Linked DNA regions of Homo sapiens: region 2 is linked to region 1. A link is a contact called in ENCODE Hi-C or POLR2A ChIA-PET data. All regions are on one chromosome and are shown on one strand. Each heading gives the region's core, a stretch centred on a gene start or an enhancer-like site at or near the end of the contact. The rest is flanking DNA. Distances are from core to core; before and after follow the strand shown.

What was found. Hi-C counts contacts between places; a loop is a spot of excess contacts on that map. ChIA-PET counts read pairs that join two places held with the same protein, here RNA polymerase II (POLR2A). Pooled maps may share reads with other maps.
Region 2: a map of CD8-positive, alpha-beta T cell shows a loop between it and region 1 (8-fold over the local background). The contact joins the promoter of MIAT here to the promoter of GUCD1 in region 1. A Hi-C loop is called at or near these places in 1 of 168 maps with a recorded cell type or tissue (CD8-positive, alpha-beta T cell) and 2 of 50 pooled maps. POLR2A ChIA-PET finds 5 or more read pairs at or near these places in 1 of 52 experiments (OCI-LY7).

The regions. Positions count from the first base shown.
Region 1 is chr22:24,552,754-24,559,434 of GRCh38, forward strand. It overlaps GUCD1 (guanylyl cyclase domain containing 1), which reads right to left and starts at 2,385. Exons shown (of 6, transcript NM_001284254.2): 1 at 2,196-2,385. The coding sequence starts at 2,238. It overlaps SNRPD3 (small nuclear ribonucleoprotein D3 polypeptide), which reads left to right and starts at 3,246. Exons shown (of 4, transcript NM_004175.5): 1 at 3,246-3,318; 2 at 4,904-5,047. The coding sequence starts at 4,922. RefSeq lists a silencer at 2,134-2,493 and an enhancer at 2,954-3,053.
Region 2 is chr22:26,654,616-26,661,323 of GRCh38, forward strand. MIAT (myocardial infarction associated transcript) reads left to right here and starts at 2,973. Exons shown (of 5, transcript NR_033320.3): 1 at 2,973-3,039. RefSeq lists a silencer at 2,747-2,796 and enhancers at 2,987-3,036, 6,470-6,708.

The DNA.
Region 1 (6,681 bases), core at 1,135-3,634:
AGTGAGACTCCATCTCAAAAAAAAAAAAAGGAAAAGGAAAAAAAAGAACTTTTTGTTTTCTTCTGAAACAGGGTCTCACTCTGTCGCCCAGGCTGGAGTGCAGTGGTGTGACCAGAGCTCACTGCAGCCCTGAACTCCCAGGCTCAAGGGATCCTCTGACCTTAGCCTCCTGAGCAGCTGGAACTATGGGCACACGCTACCACACCCAGATAATTAAAAATAAAATAAGCCCTCACTGTTTGCTAGGCTCTGGGGACACAAAGGTAACTAAAGACCCACCCAAGCCCTGACCCCTAGGGACTCATAAAGAGCTGAGCAGTGGGAGAGCTCTATGCAGGATGTTGTGCTGTCACGGTGAATGCCTGCCTGTTCAAGAACCCCTCACAGCAGCCACACACTGCCTTTTTGTTTTTCTCTACTCATACTGTTTCCTCCCCAGCTTTTGCTCTTGCACATCCCTTAGTCTAGGAGTGTCCAATCTTTTGGCTTCCCTGGGCCACACTGGAAGAATTGTCTTGGGCCACACATAAACTACACTATCACTAATGATAGCTGATGAGCCTTAGTCTGAAATGTTAATGTTGTCTCCATGCTCTAATCCCTCTCACTCTCAGGGCCCCTCAATATGGAGTCCTTAAAGAGGCAATGAGAATTCTTCAGTGGCAGATGGGGATGAGGTTGCATTTGCCTCCTTCCAACCCTCAGCCCAGAGTAGGCACTTAGATATGCTTGGGGAATGGAAGGCGTTTTCCAAAAAGACCTCATACCTTGAGATGCCCAGGCCTACTTGTCACTTCCCTGCTCTGCACCCCTCCTCCCCCAGGCTTCCAGACTACAGCCCTCTGTGTGAGGCTCCCTCCTTACTCTGTGGCTTGGGCTGTGACACTGACTAGCTGGGCTATCTTCTGCCAGGCTATGACTGTCCATGCCTTTCCATGTCCAGCTATAAAATGTGGCACAAGACAGCAGCTCTCTCTCAGAGACTCAGCTGCGCCTCCTCCTCTTGCCCTGCGCTCTAGAACTCCTTGATCCTGAGGCCTGGCAGGCCCCACAGGGCCATCTCCAGCCTCGGCAAGGGCGGATCGGACCTAGAGGTGCTCATGTTGGGGGTGATAAGGTTAGGCGAGGCCTTGGCATCTGTCCCCATAACAGCTTTAGCCTTCTAAACACAAAGCCACAGCCAGACGTTGCTGCCTGGAGCCAAAGGGCTGCCTGGAAGGCCCTGGCCTGAGCTCAGTTAGTGGCTGTCACTAAGGAAGGCAAGCAGTGCACTAGCCTTTAATACTTAACCCATCTCAGACTCAGTCTGCTCAGCTGCAAAAGTGCAAATCACAGTGGGCACCTACTTCACTGGTTCGTTATGAGGATTAATGAGGCACTGCATGTAAACAACTGCACGCAGCGCGCGCCTGCCTCATAGAACACTCCCTGTGAATGTAAGCCATTCCTCCTCTGAGGCTCAGGAAAGGCAAGTATCTTGTCTCAGACCACAGGGCTAGACAACTGGAGGAGGAGGGTTGTAAATCCCCCACCAACTCCACACAGCAGACACAAAAGGGAACACTCCCTGGGAGTGACACCTGAAGGTCAGGGTCCCACATGCTGTTGACCTCTTCCACAGTTGGCACTTCACTTCAGAGTTTACTAGCTAGAACTCCGTTTGTCATCAACCCCGCGCCTTCAGCAGGACAGGAATCACGTCTTCCCCCTCCCCTACGTCTTGGGCAAGCAAACTAACGGCCAAGACATTGAATACCAGTCCGGGTCTCCGCCCCAAAGGGGCTCAGGCTACCGCGTGGCAGAGAGAACGAAAGTGAAGAACAAGAGCAAGACAAAACGCCGAGTCTCGGAGGCCAGGGCACTGGCCCTTCCATTGCTCGGTGCTCTCGGCCAGTTTCCTGCCCTTCCCAGCCTCAGTCCTCCACGGTTTCCCAAGGCATGGGAGCTCCCAAGGCGGCTCCAGCAGGACTTTTCGCTTCTGGGGAAGGTGGTGCCCCTGCTACCCGGACCTTCCCACCATGCTGACAAGGGTCGCAATCCTGCGAGTGTCAGGAAACCCCCACTGACTGGAACCAGGCGGGTGTGGGGGCGAGGCGGGAGTCGGCCCAAGGTCGCGCGACTGGACCCTGCCCCGCGCTAGGGAGGGGTCCCTTTCGTTCCTAGGGTGAAGACTGGGCCCACAGAGAGGCACTGACCGGGCTCGAGCGGCGGCCCCGCTGCCTCCGCCTCCGTCCTCATGACCCGGGCGGCGCGGGGCGCCCATGGCCCCGGCCCAGAGCGGGCTACAGCTTCCGCTTCGGCTGGGGCGGGAGGGCGGTCGGTGCGTGTCGAGTTCCTTCTCCGCCACCGCCGCCGCTGCGGAGGAGAGAACGGGAGGCGGCGGCTGGGCCGCCCCAAGCGCCGCCCCAGCCCTTCCAGGTCTCGAATCTGGAGGCCCCGCCCCCTCCTTAGGCCCCGCCCCAAACTTTGATCTTAGAGGTCCCCAGCCTCTTGATTTAAGTCTGCTCCGGCCATTCGCCGCCTCAGCGTTGAGTGGCCCCACCCTCTCGCCCAATCCTCGCGCAGACGCGCAGCTCACCAGGACGCGGGCCCCGGAAGCCCCGCCCCTTTCTTTGAGCCCCGCCCCAAAGCTCGTGCATTTCCTGAATAGAGGCTCGTCCCTTCGGCAAGCCCCGCCTCTGCCGGGTCCCGCTCTTTTGCCAGTCCTAGGTGTAAGCCCTGATCCCGCCCAGTGCATCCCCGAGGCCCCAAGCAACTCTCCTCCAACTGTCTTTAGGGATAACCCTGAGCGGGCAGCCGCTCTACTCTATACCTAACTTTATCCGTACCAGATACCTAGCCTCACTCAGGGCCCCCCTTACCTGGCGGTGCCGGGATCAACAAATGAAATTGTGACGGGAAGTCCTGGCCCTTGGCCCAACCTCCTGCTGTCCCCGGTCTGAGGGCCCAAGCCCCGCGTCTCCGCCTTGCCGTCCAGCCTGTCCTTGGTGTGGGGTGCTTGGAAGTGTGAGCACCCTCTCTGGCTCTTTGCCGGCCCCAAGGGTCGTTGCGGCGGCCCCCGGGCCCAGTCATCAGCCCTCTTTTCCGGTGCCGGAACTATCGTACTGGTGCCCTAGTTTCCCAGCCGGCAGGCGGAGTGAGGAGGAAGCGGAGGCGAGACCGCGCTCAACACTGGGGAAAGGAAGGAGGCGGGCCCTGCGCGCAGCATTTTGGGAAAGAGTGGAATTCTGGGTGTTAGGCCCGCCATTCGCTTGACTCACGCCTTCGCCGTAGCATCTTTCGCAGCGGACCGAAGAGAAGAAAAGTAGGCCAGAGCCGGTGAGGCTGGGGACGGGCGAGGGGAGGTCGAGGCGCCTGTGAGGGGCCAGGGGCTGGAGAAAGACTTGCTGCATGGAACTCTGCGGGGCTCGGGGAGGGAAGAAAGCGGGAAGCTTGGGCCACCCAAACATCAGCGTCGCCTCACTAGCTCCTGGAAGTAAGTTCATTAGCTTTCCCCTCAACGTGCATGCTTCTCACATTCTGTATCTCTCCAGGTGAGTGTTTTTCAAAGCTTCCAGGCAGTAATCTCGAAGTCATTTCTGATTGACTATCTCCTTCCCCCAAATCCTATGAGTTTTTTTTTGTTTTTTTTTTTTTAAGTAGAGACGGGGTTTCACCATGTTGCCCTGGCTGGTCTCGAACTCCTGGGCTCAAGGGATCCACCGGCCTCGGCCTTCCAAAGTGCTGGGATTACAGGCGTGAGCCACCGCGCCCAGCCGGTCATTTTTTAAAAAGTTCTTTGTATCTCTGCCCCAGTCCCCTTTCAGGCAATGGTCCCCTCATGCTTTCCACACTGTTGCAGCAGTTTTAACTGTTGCAGAAGTTTTAACAAGTTTCTCTGCTTCTAAACCTTACGTTCTATCCATTTTGTAAATAAATGCTGCTATCTTTTCATTGCGTCATTCTTTACATATAATTCTGCAGTGGTTCTCCACTACCTTCAGCATAAAATCTAGACTCCTAAGGCTGAAAGCCAGGGATCCTCACCAAAGGAGCCTGTCCTTTCAACCTCATGTTCTCCTGTCTTAGGTACGCTTAAGTTGAAACTTAGAGTTGTTGCTCATCTCAATAAAAAGTTCACTGCTTGATGCTTTTGATTAGGTCAAGTCAGGTGCTTTCCCTGATTTTCCTCCATGACAAGCATTTCCTGCATATAGCACGTTGTCACTTTGATATTTTCTCAATATCCTTGATAGTAAAATAAGTGAAGGGTTAAAGGGCTGAATTAAAAGTACAGCCTGCTCTCCTAGATGTGCATGGTCCTTTGGTCTGTATCTGCACCTTCCATAGGGTAGCCACTAGCTACATGTGGCCGTTGAGGACTTGGAATATGGCCACTGGGATTGAGGGACTGGGTTTTTTTATTTTAATTCTATTGTGTTTTAGTTAAGTTTAATTTAAATAGCTACGTGTGTACATGAGCTGCTGTATTGGACAGCTCGGGCCTGTATTATTCTCAAAACGTAATCATCTACAATTAAGGGTTAACAAATAACAGTGCAACAAATTAACATTCCAGTCCCCCTCCCCTGACACACACAGTATTGGCTAATGGTCCTTTAGCTGAAGATTAAGGGACATAGGGTAGCGGGGACACATGACCCATGGGAGATGCTCTCTTTTCATTCCTAGTTTTACTTCTGTCCATCCCATCATTCCTCCTCACCCCACATCTTGCACATATTTGCCAGATAGTTTCCTCCAAACCAGGAGCTGAGCTTTTTTTTTTTTCCTTGGTAGAAAATGCAGCTTTGGTGTTTTTGCTAAGTTTTATGGAGTGCCAGGCCTTAAAGGAAGCATGATGTGTGCCACATGCCTTTTCAGACTCTGAAAGATGAACTGACTGTTGTCTCTCTCATTGTAGAACTCTCTTCCTGCCAAGATGTCTATTGGTGTGCCGATTAAAGTACTGCATGAGGCCGAGGGCCACATTGTGACATGTGAGACGAACACCGGTGAGGTATATCGGGGGAAGCTCATTGAAGCAGAGGACAACATGAACTGCCAGGTATTCTGCTTTGCATGTGAGGCTGTGTGGGAGGAATGGCCCTGTGTCTTGAAGGACAGAAAAGTGTGTGTTGAGGGTCTCTGGAAATTGTTCTCATTCAGCAGTGATTTCCTAAGTGCCTAATGCATACCAGTCAGGTGCTGTTATAGGCTCTGGGGGTGTGGGCATGAACGAGACACATAATCTTGAGGCAGAAAAGCCATTTGGAGGTTTGGAATATTTTACTTTGTCCTTTTTGTTTTTTCCATCCCCAAATATGGGGGTCTATTTGGGAGAAGTGCTACTTCCTTCAGTAGAATCCTTCAGATTCAGGGCCATTATCCATTTGCCTCCACTTGCTTTGCGATTAGCAGAATCTTCTCACCTACTGTATTTGTTTCCCTTTTCTCTTGGAGGAGGAGTCTCATTTGATTATTGCAACTACCTTGTGAGGTAAGCAGGTTTGGTGATAGTCTTGTCATCCATAAAATAGGGAGAATGAGATTAAAGGGCTCATCACTCTGATGATAAATAATGGAGTAGTTTCCTGATATGGTGTCCTTCTCATGGCACAACTTTGCCTTTTGCATAGTCATCTGAATTTTTATAGCATTGTTTTTCAGTTGTATCTTCACACTTTCTTTGTTCTTTAAACCACTGGTTAAGAACTTGGACTTGGGAGTCAGAGAGAGATGTGGGTTTGAATCCTAATTATATGACTTTAGATGTATTAACCACTCAGTTTTCTCATCTGTAAAATGGGGGTGGTATTATGTTGGGTTCTTTGATGTAGATGCCAAGACAGAATTTTGCAAGGTATTTATTGGGGGAAATGACAATAAAGGATAAAAGAGCAAGGAAGCAGTAGTAGGCAGGGAAATTTTCAGTCTATGGTGCTGGTCTGACTGGTGAAATGAGAGGGGAAAGGAAGGAGGATTGAGCAGGAAGAGCCTTAGACTACAGCGTAGTTTTGAGGAAATCTCAGCAAGGCAGCGATTGCTCGTTAGAAGAGTCTAGCATGGGGCAGAAATGGGCGGACTGGCACCCCCGGTGTGTTCAGGCTGGCAACATGGGGAGAGAGTAGCCTCAAGTTGAATGCCATGGTGGACTGCAAAGATGGAGATTGTCGGCTGCCTGCACTCCTCATAGCCTGTTCTCTTTTGAAGGGAGATGTGAGCAGCACACCCTTAAGACTGCCACAGGGGTAATATCCACACCCCCAGGACTTTTACAAAGATCAGATGAGCTGTATGTGTGCCATAGCTGCTCAGTGCCTCACATACTGTGAGTGTTCAACATATGATACCTATTGCTTTTTTCCAGATGAGAAGGTCAGAGAGGTAAAGCACCTTACACCGCGGTCAGGCATCCTGACCATCCATTGGTTTGCAGGGTTCATTTATTTGTGATTTTTCTGTAGCTTTGAGCGTCTGTCATCTTCCTGCGAGGTTGACAAGCTTGGTCAGTTCCCTGAATGCAGAGAAGTAGACCTCTGGTGACTCAGGTTTATTGCATTACTGTCAATAGATCAGTTTATCTATTGAGGGTAGATAAGTTTATCATCTCTCATATATCCAGTCCTCTGGCTTAAGGCATGCTCATCCACTTTAAGGTTCTTTAATTTGGTGAGGAGAATGCAAGACTTGGGTTAGTGA
Region 2 (6,708 bases), core at 1,723-4,222, 2.1 Mb after region 1:
TAAGAGTTCAAGGCTGCAGTGAGCTATGATCCTTGTCACTGCACTCCAGCCTGGGCAACAGGGCAAGACCTTGTCTCAAAACATTTATTTATTTATTTATTTTTAAATTTTTTTTGAGACAGAGTCTCACTTTGTTGCCCAGGCTGGAGTGAGTGGCGTGATCTTGGCTCACTGCAAGCTCCGCCTCCTGGGTTCACGCCATTCTCCTGCCTCAGCCTCCCGAGTAGCTGGGACTACAGGTGCCTACCACCATGCCCGGCTAATTTTTTGTATTTTTTAGTAGAGATGGGGTTTCACCGTATTAGCCAGGATGGTCTCGATCTCCTGACCTCATGATCCGCCCGCCTCGGCCTCCCAAAGTGCTGGGATTACAGGCGTGAGCTGCTGCGCCCGGCCAAAACATTTTTAAAAAAGGACTTTTGTGATTACATTGGTCCCACCCTGATAGTGGGCTGCATACTCTGGGCAATGCTGTGACCACACACTGCCTTGCCTTTTCTCTAACTCTTTCACATGGGTCTTACCACCCTGGCAGGACTGTTAACTCTGTCAGGGTAGGAGGCTGTGTCTAAAGCCTCCTTGGGACTCTCAAGCTTCCTGCAATGGTCTTGGGCTGGGCACATTGGAAATGTTTTATAGGTTTGTTGAATTGGGTTTGTATTTTCTGAAGACCAGGGCTGGTCCCAGCAACAGATGTGTAGTCCAGAGAAAGCTGGGGAAGTTGGAATCTAAAAGGACAGGCTTAAATCTACCTGAGTGCCTTACGGTGTCTGTGGGCAGCTCTCATTGCCTCTCTGAGCCTCTTTATGTGAGCGATGAAGATGATAAACAATATTCACAGAAATGTGACAAAAGAGATGTTGTAGTTTAATAATATAAATATGTCGTGAGCCCTTACTAGGTGCCAGCAACTGTGCTAATCACACTTCCTTCATTTAGCCTGATGATGTGGATTCCATTATTATCTCTACTTTATGGACAAGTAACTGAGGAAGGGTGTGGAGCTTGCCTAAGGTCACATTTGGTCAGAGGCATGGGCAGAACTGAAATGTAAACCCGGAATAGTCTGGTTCTGAAGGTCGCTGGAATGTTCTAGCACAGTGGTTCTCCAGCTTGAGTGTGCATCAGAATTCCTTGGTGGGCTTACTGAAACATAGATGTCTGGGCCTTCCTTTCTTTCCCCAGGGCTCACTGCAGCTGGGACTACAGGCACACACCGCCAGGCCTGGCTAATTTTTTTGTATTTTTTGTGGAAATAAGGTTTCGCTTTGTTGCCCAGGCTGGTCTGGAACTCCTGGGCTCAAGCAAGCTTGTCCCCCAGGCTTCCCAAAGTTCTGGGGTTACAGGCAGGCGTGAGCCACCACACCCAGCCTGAATTGTATTTTTCTTTTCTTTTCTTTTCTTTTTTTTTTTCAGATGGAGTTTCGCTCTTGTTGCCCAGGCTGGAGTGCAATGGTATGATCTCGACTCACCGCAACCTCTGCCTACCCGGTTCAAGCGATTCTCCTGCATCACCCTCCAGAGTAGCTGGTATTACAGGCATGTGCCACCACGCTTGGCTAATTTTGTAGTTTTAGTAGAGACGGGGTTTCTCCATGTTGGTCAGGCTGGTCTCGAACTCCTGACTTCAGGTGATCTGTCTGCCTCGGCCTCCCAAAGTGCTGGGATTACAGGTGTGAGCCAGCCACCGTGCCCGGCCTCTTTTCTTTTTCTTTTTTTTTTTTTTGAGATGGGGTCTGGCTCTTGTCACCCGGGCTAGAGTACAGTGGCGCGACCTCGGCTCACTGCAACCTCCGCCTCCCGGGTTCGAGTGATTCTAGTGCCTCAGCCTCACGAGTAGCTGGGATTACAGGCACCCGCCACCACACCCGGCTAATTTTTTAGTAGAGATGGGGTTTCACCATGTTGGCCAGGCTGGTCTTGAACTCTTGACCTCAGGTGATCCACCCGCCTTGGCCTCCCAAAGTGCTGGGATTACAGGGGTGAGCCGCCGCGCCTGGCCTCGAATTGGATTTCTAACACGTTCTCAAGCAATGTGGATGCTGCAACTCTAGAACCACTACTTCAGGACCACTTCCTAGCATCCCTACTCTAGAAAATAGTAGGTACTAAGAAGAGGGCAGTTAAATAAAAGACTAATCCGGGCGCGGTGGCTCGCGCCTGTAGTCCCAGCTACTCCGAAGGCTGAGGCGGGGGCAGGAGGACTGCTTGAACCCAGGAGTTCGGGGGGGTGCGGTGAGCTATGATTGTGCCGCTGCACTTCAGCCGGGGTGACAGAGTGAGGTCCCATCTCTAAAACAATAAGAATAAATAATAATAAAAAATTCAAGATTAAACCTATAAATGTTGTTAGGCCAAATGCTGTACACGCATGAAGTTAACAGTTATGGGTTCAAATCTGGACTCCACCATAACCATGTGCATAAAGAGGCATACACCCGAGGTCTTCCTGGTTAAGCCCTTGGCGCTATGCCAGAACAAGCGTCTTCTGTCCTCTTACTCCGGGGTTCAGGCTTCTGCGCCCCTGGTCCGCGGTCGCGCGCAGCCCCCGCGCCTCTCCAGCCCTGAGCTCTCTGCGGCCTAATGTGGACGGGCAAGCGTTGCCATGACAGCGCCGCGGGTGGGGATGCGGGAGGCTGAGCGCACCGGCCAGCTAGCCCCTTTGTGCGGCGGGGGCTGCGGAGTGCTCCCTCCAAGACCGGTTGCACCCCGCTTTCCTGGCCAGGACTCTGGGCGCGGGTAAGGAGGGGTTGGGTGTGAGGTTGTAGGGGCGCAAGGAGGCGGGAGGAGGGTGGAGGTGAGGGCCGGGGGTGGGGCGCCTCCGCCCGCCAGCCGCTCCCGCATTAAAATTTCATGGGCGCTGCAGCAGCTACAAAGACGACGCCGGCTGCGCTCGCGGGACCAGAGGGAGGGAGGCTGCGGACGAGTGCGGGGAGGAGTTTGAGATGGGAGGCGCTTGCAGGGGCTCCCCCAGTTCTGCGCTGTGAGCCGGGGCACAAAGAGCCCTCTGCACTAGCGCCGCAGGACCGCGGACCCGAGGTAAGACGTCGCCCCATCCTAGAAGCCTTCCTTCCCAAGTGTCCTTGTCCCCTAACGGGGAACAGCCTAATTCCCCAAGGCTGGGGTCGAGGGTAGGTCCCAGAGTCCCAGGGCTGGGTTCAGGGATGCAACGCCGCCTGAAGTGTCCCGCATTGGATGGATGAAGAGGCTTTACAGCCTGTAATTCTCAAACACAGCCAAGACTCTGGCTGGGATGGGGGGTGAGGTCAGGCAAGGGGAGGATGCTTTAGGAGTCCAGTGCGAATGGGGATCTTGCAATCATGATTATGAGGGGGAACAAAGACCCTTTCCTTCCGACGACACAAGACACAATTTGGGAGGTGGACCCGCGGACCTTCTCGGTCCACCAGGTTAGCAATTAACTGGCCAAGCCACGGGCAGAGCCAGAGGGTCTCGGAACTGGAGGTGGGGGTGGGGCGGTGGGGCAGGGTCCTTGAGCTCCCCTTCCCTCATACTCAGCCCGCCCCCGACCCAACCCCCCGAGCCTGCCATTCCTTCACTTCCCAGATGTCCGGCGTCAAATTTGGCTCCAAAAGGATGGAGAGGGCTGGTAGGTAACCCACCCTCGTTGAAAACAACAGTGACATCAGTTTATGGAGAGGTTACTCTACGCAGGGACGTGCTTGGTGCTTTGCAAGCGTTATCACAACAGTCCCACGAGGTGGTAAGAAACAACCCCATTTTAAAGATGAAGAAATGGAGATTCAGAGAGGGTTATCGACACCTCCAAGGTCACACAGCCAGTGATTGTGAATCCAGATATGTAGGACTCTAAAGCCCATGTTGCATCTCCTAAAGGGTCTGAGGAGATCCCGCAACCCACCAGCTCGATTCTCTCTACCTCTCCTCGGCTCCAGGACACTCCCTGGAGAGGCTGGGGATTTGGGAAGAAAGGGGCCAGACCTTTCCCCTCTTCCAGCGGAGGGCCCTGGGGTAGAGAAATTGTTTCTGGGATTGTGCAGGAGGAGGCCTGGGGGGCGCGCCCTGGATTCCCCACCCTCATCCCAGGCTCCGGATCCGAGGCTGCCCGGCGCCTGGGATTGTTGGCGCGCACACCCCACTGCAGTGCCGCCGCGGGGAAAACGCCCCCACCTGCTGCGGCGGGAGGGGAGGAAGTATGAGAGGGAGGACTGCGAGAGAACTTGAGGGAACGGCTTTGTTTTTTCTCGGGGCCAGGCTGGGACTGAGCACGACTCAAAGCAAAACACTTGCTCTGGACTCAGTGCTTTGCAAAGCGCATTCCCATTTGGGAGCATCTGGGAGCCCCGCGATGGCCCAGGGAGGGAGGCGGGGGTAGACGCAGGGCAGGGATGAGTAATTCCACTTGACAGACAGGGAAACCTGAGGACGGTGGTTCTCAGACTTTAGGGGCGTTGCTTCCAGTAAGCAGATGTCTGAGCCACGTGGCAAGGAGGATGAGTCAGCAGGTTTGGGGTGGGGCTGGGTATCTGATGTTTACTCAGACCTCCTCATCCTCATCCTGCAGGTGGGCAGATGCTTGGTTGAGGGAAGAGTGCCCCCACCTCGCCCCTCAACTTTCTAGGCAGAATCATCCAGCAGCCTGGGCAAACCATTTCCGGACACTTTGCCAGCTCCTAGCTTTGTGTGGCATTGAATTGATCCCACTCTAAGTTTGGTTAATTTCATGTTGAAAGCATTTTATGTAAACACCTTCCATGTCCCCCATGCCCGCCTATTTTACTATTTAGTGATCCTTGCCATTGAGAACTGTTCTGAAATCTACTCATTTTAAGCCTTAACCCTACTCCTTAACAGGGAAGAGTGGTGAAGTCTTCACAGTCCCCCAAAACAACCATAACCCCTTACCGCCAGCTTTAGGAGAATAATTCTCTATGCTTGCATTAAAAATGAGAATTTTGGGCTGGGCACGGTGGCTAACACCTGCAATTCCAGCACTTTGGGAGGCTGGGGCGGGAGGATGGCTTGAACCCAGGAGTTCAAGCCAAGCCTGGGCAACATGGTGAGACCCCTGTCTCTAAAATAAATAAGTAAAAATAAATGAGAATTTTTATAATTTTTTCCGATTTTAAAAGACAAATTCAATAAGTTTAATAAAATGCATGATAATTGTAAAGGATTTAGAAAAGACAAAAAAAAAAGAAAACTCCATTTTCTTTTTTTCTTTTTCTTTCTTTCTTTCTTTCTTTTTTTTTTTTTTGAAACAGAGCCTTACTTTTTGCTCAGGCTGGAGTGCAGTGGTGTGATCTTGGCTCACTGTAACCTCCACCTCCTGGGTTCAAGTGATCCTTGTGCCTCAGCCTCCCAAGTAGCTGGGACCACAGGCATGTGCCACCATGCCCAGCTAATTTTTGGATTTTTTGTAGAGCCGGGGTTTTGGCATGTTGGCCAGGCTGGTCTCGAACTCCTCACCTCAAGTGATCTGCCCGCCTCAGCCTCCCAAAATGCTGGGATTACAGGCGTGAGCCCCCACACCTGACCTGAAAACTTCATTTTCATGTATTTCTCTCTGGTATATTTTCTATTATTGAAATTGGCTGGGCATGGTGGCTCACGCCTGTAATCCTAGCACTTTGGGAAGCTGAGGTGGGTGGATCACCTGAGGTCAGGAGTTCGAGACCAGCCTGGTCAACATGGCGAAACCCTGTCTTACTAAAAATACAAAAATTAACTGCATGGTGGCATGTGCCTATAGCCCAGCTACTCTGGAGGCTGGGGCAGGAGGATCACTTGAACCCAGGAGGCGGAGGTTGCAATAAGCAGAGATTACACCACCGTACTCTAGCCTGGGTGACGGAGACTATCTCAAAAAAAAAAAAAAAAAAAAGAAGAAGAAGAAGAAAAGAAATTGCATTATATGTATAATGCTTTTGAAAAGTTACATCAGATGTGTTTCTCCATGTTATTACGACCTTTGCAGAAATCATTATGAGAGATTTCAGTGTTTCATGGAGGAGATAAGCATGGTCTACTTCGTCAGTTCCCTATTGTTGGTCCTGCTAGTTGTTTCCAATTTTTCTTTTCTTCTGCGTCTTCATTTTAAGGTCCTTTCTCTGGCTGTGATCCATGCTTCTTCCCAGGGCAGGATTACACTCTTTGAATTTACTTATTCATCAAGACAGTGCAGAGTGGTGGAAAGAGAAGCAGCTGAGAGTTACGCAGGTCCGTGTGCAAATCCTTCTCTCCATGTGTGTCCACTTCAGTCAGGGAGTAATCTCCCTTTTCTGAGCCTGTTTCCTCATCTATAAAGTGGCAATCACAATCCCGGTTTTAAAAAGCGGCCGTGAGGCTATGAACCAGTGCATGTTCGGTGCCCTGTAGGTGCTTACTAAAGCTAGTGAATGTTATCGTGCACCCACTGGGTGTCAGCTGAGTTCACTTATGTAGCCCCTGAGTCTTGTATGGATACTTAGTGATTTGCTTTTATTTCTGTTGAGGCTGCTGGTTTGTCTCCTGGGTGATTATTAGCCTGTTCGAGCAGCGTGTTTCTGGGGCATTGGGTCCATTGTGCAGATTCAATGGGCTGGTGAATAACTTGTAGGCCAGTCTTTGTTTCAAGAGGATCCCTTCCCTTGTCTCTGAGGCCTGACTCATCTGTCAGCTTGAGCTCCGAGGAACAATAGCCAGAGATTCTCAAGAGCAGAGGTGAAGTCTGGCTAAGAGTGACAT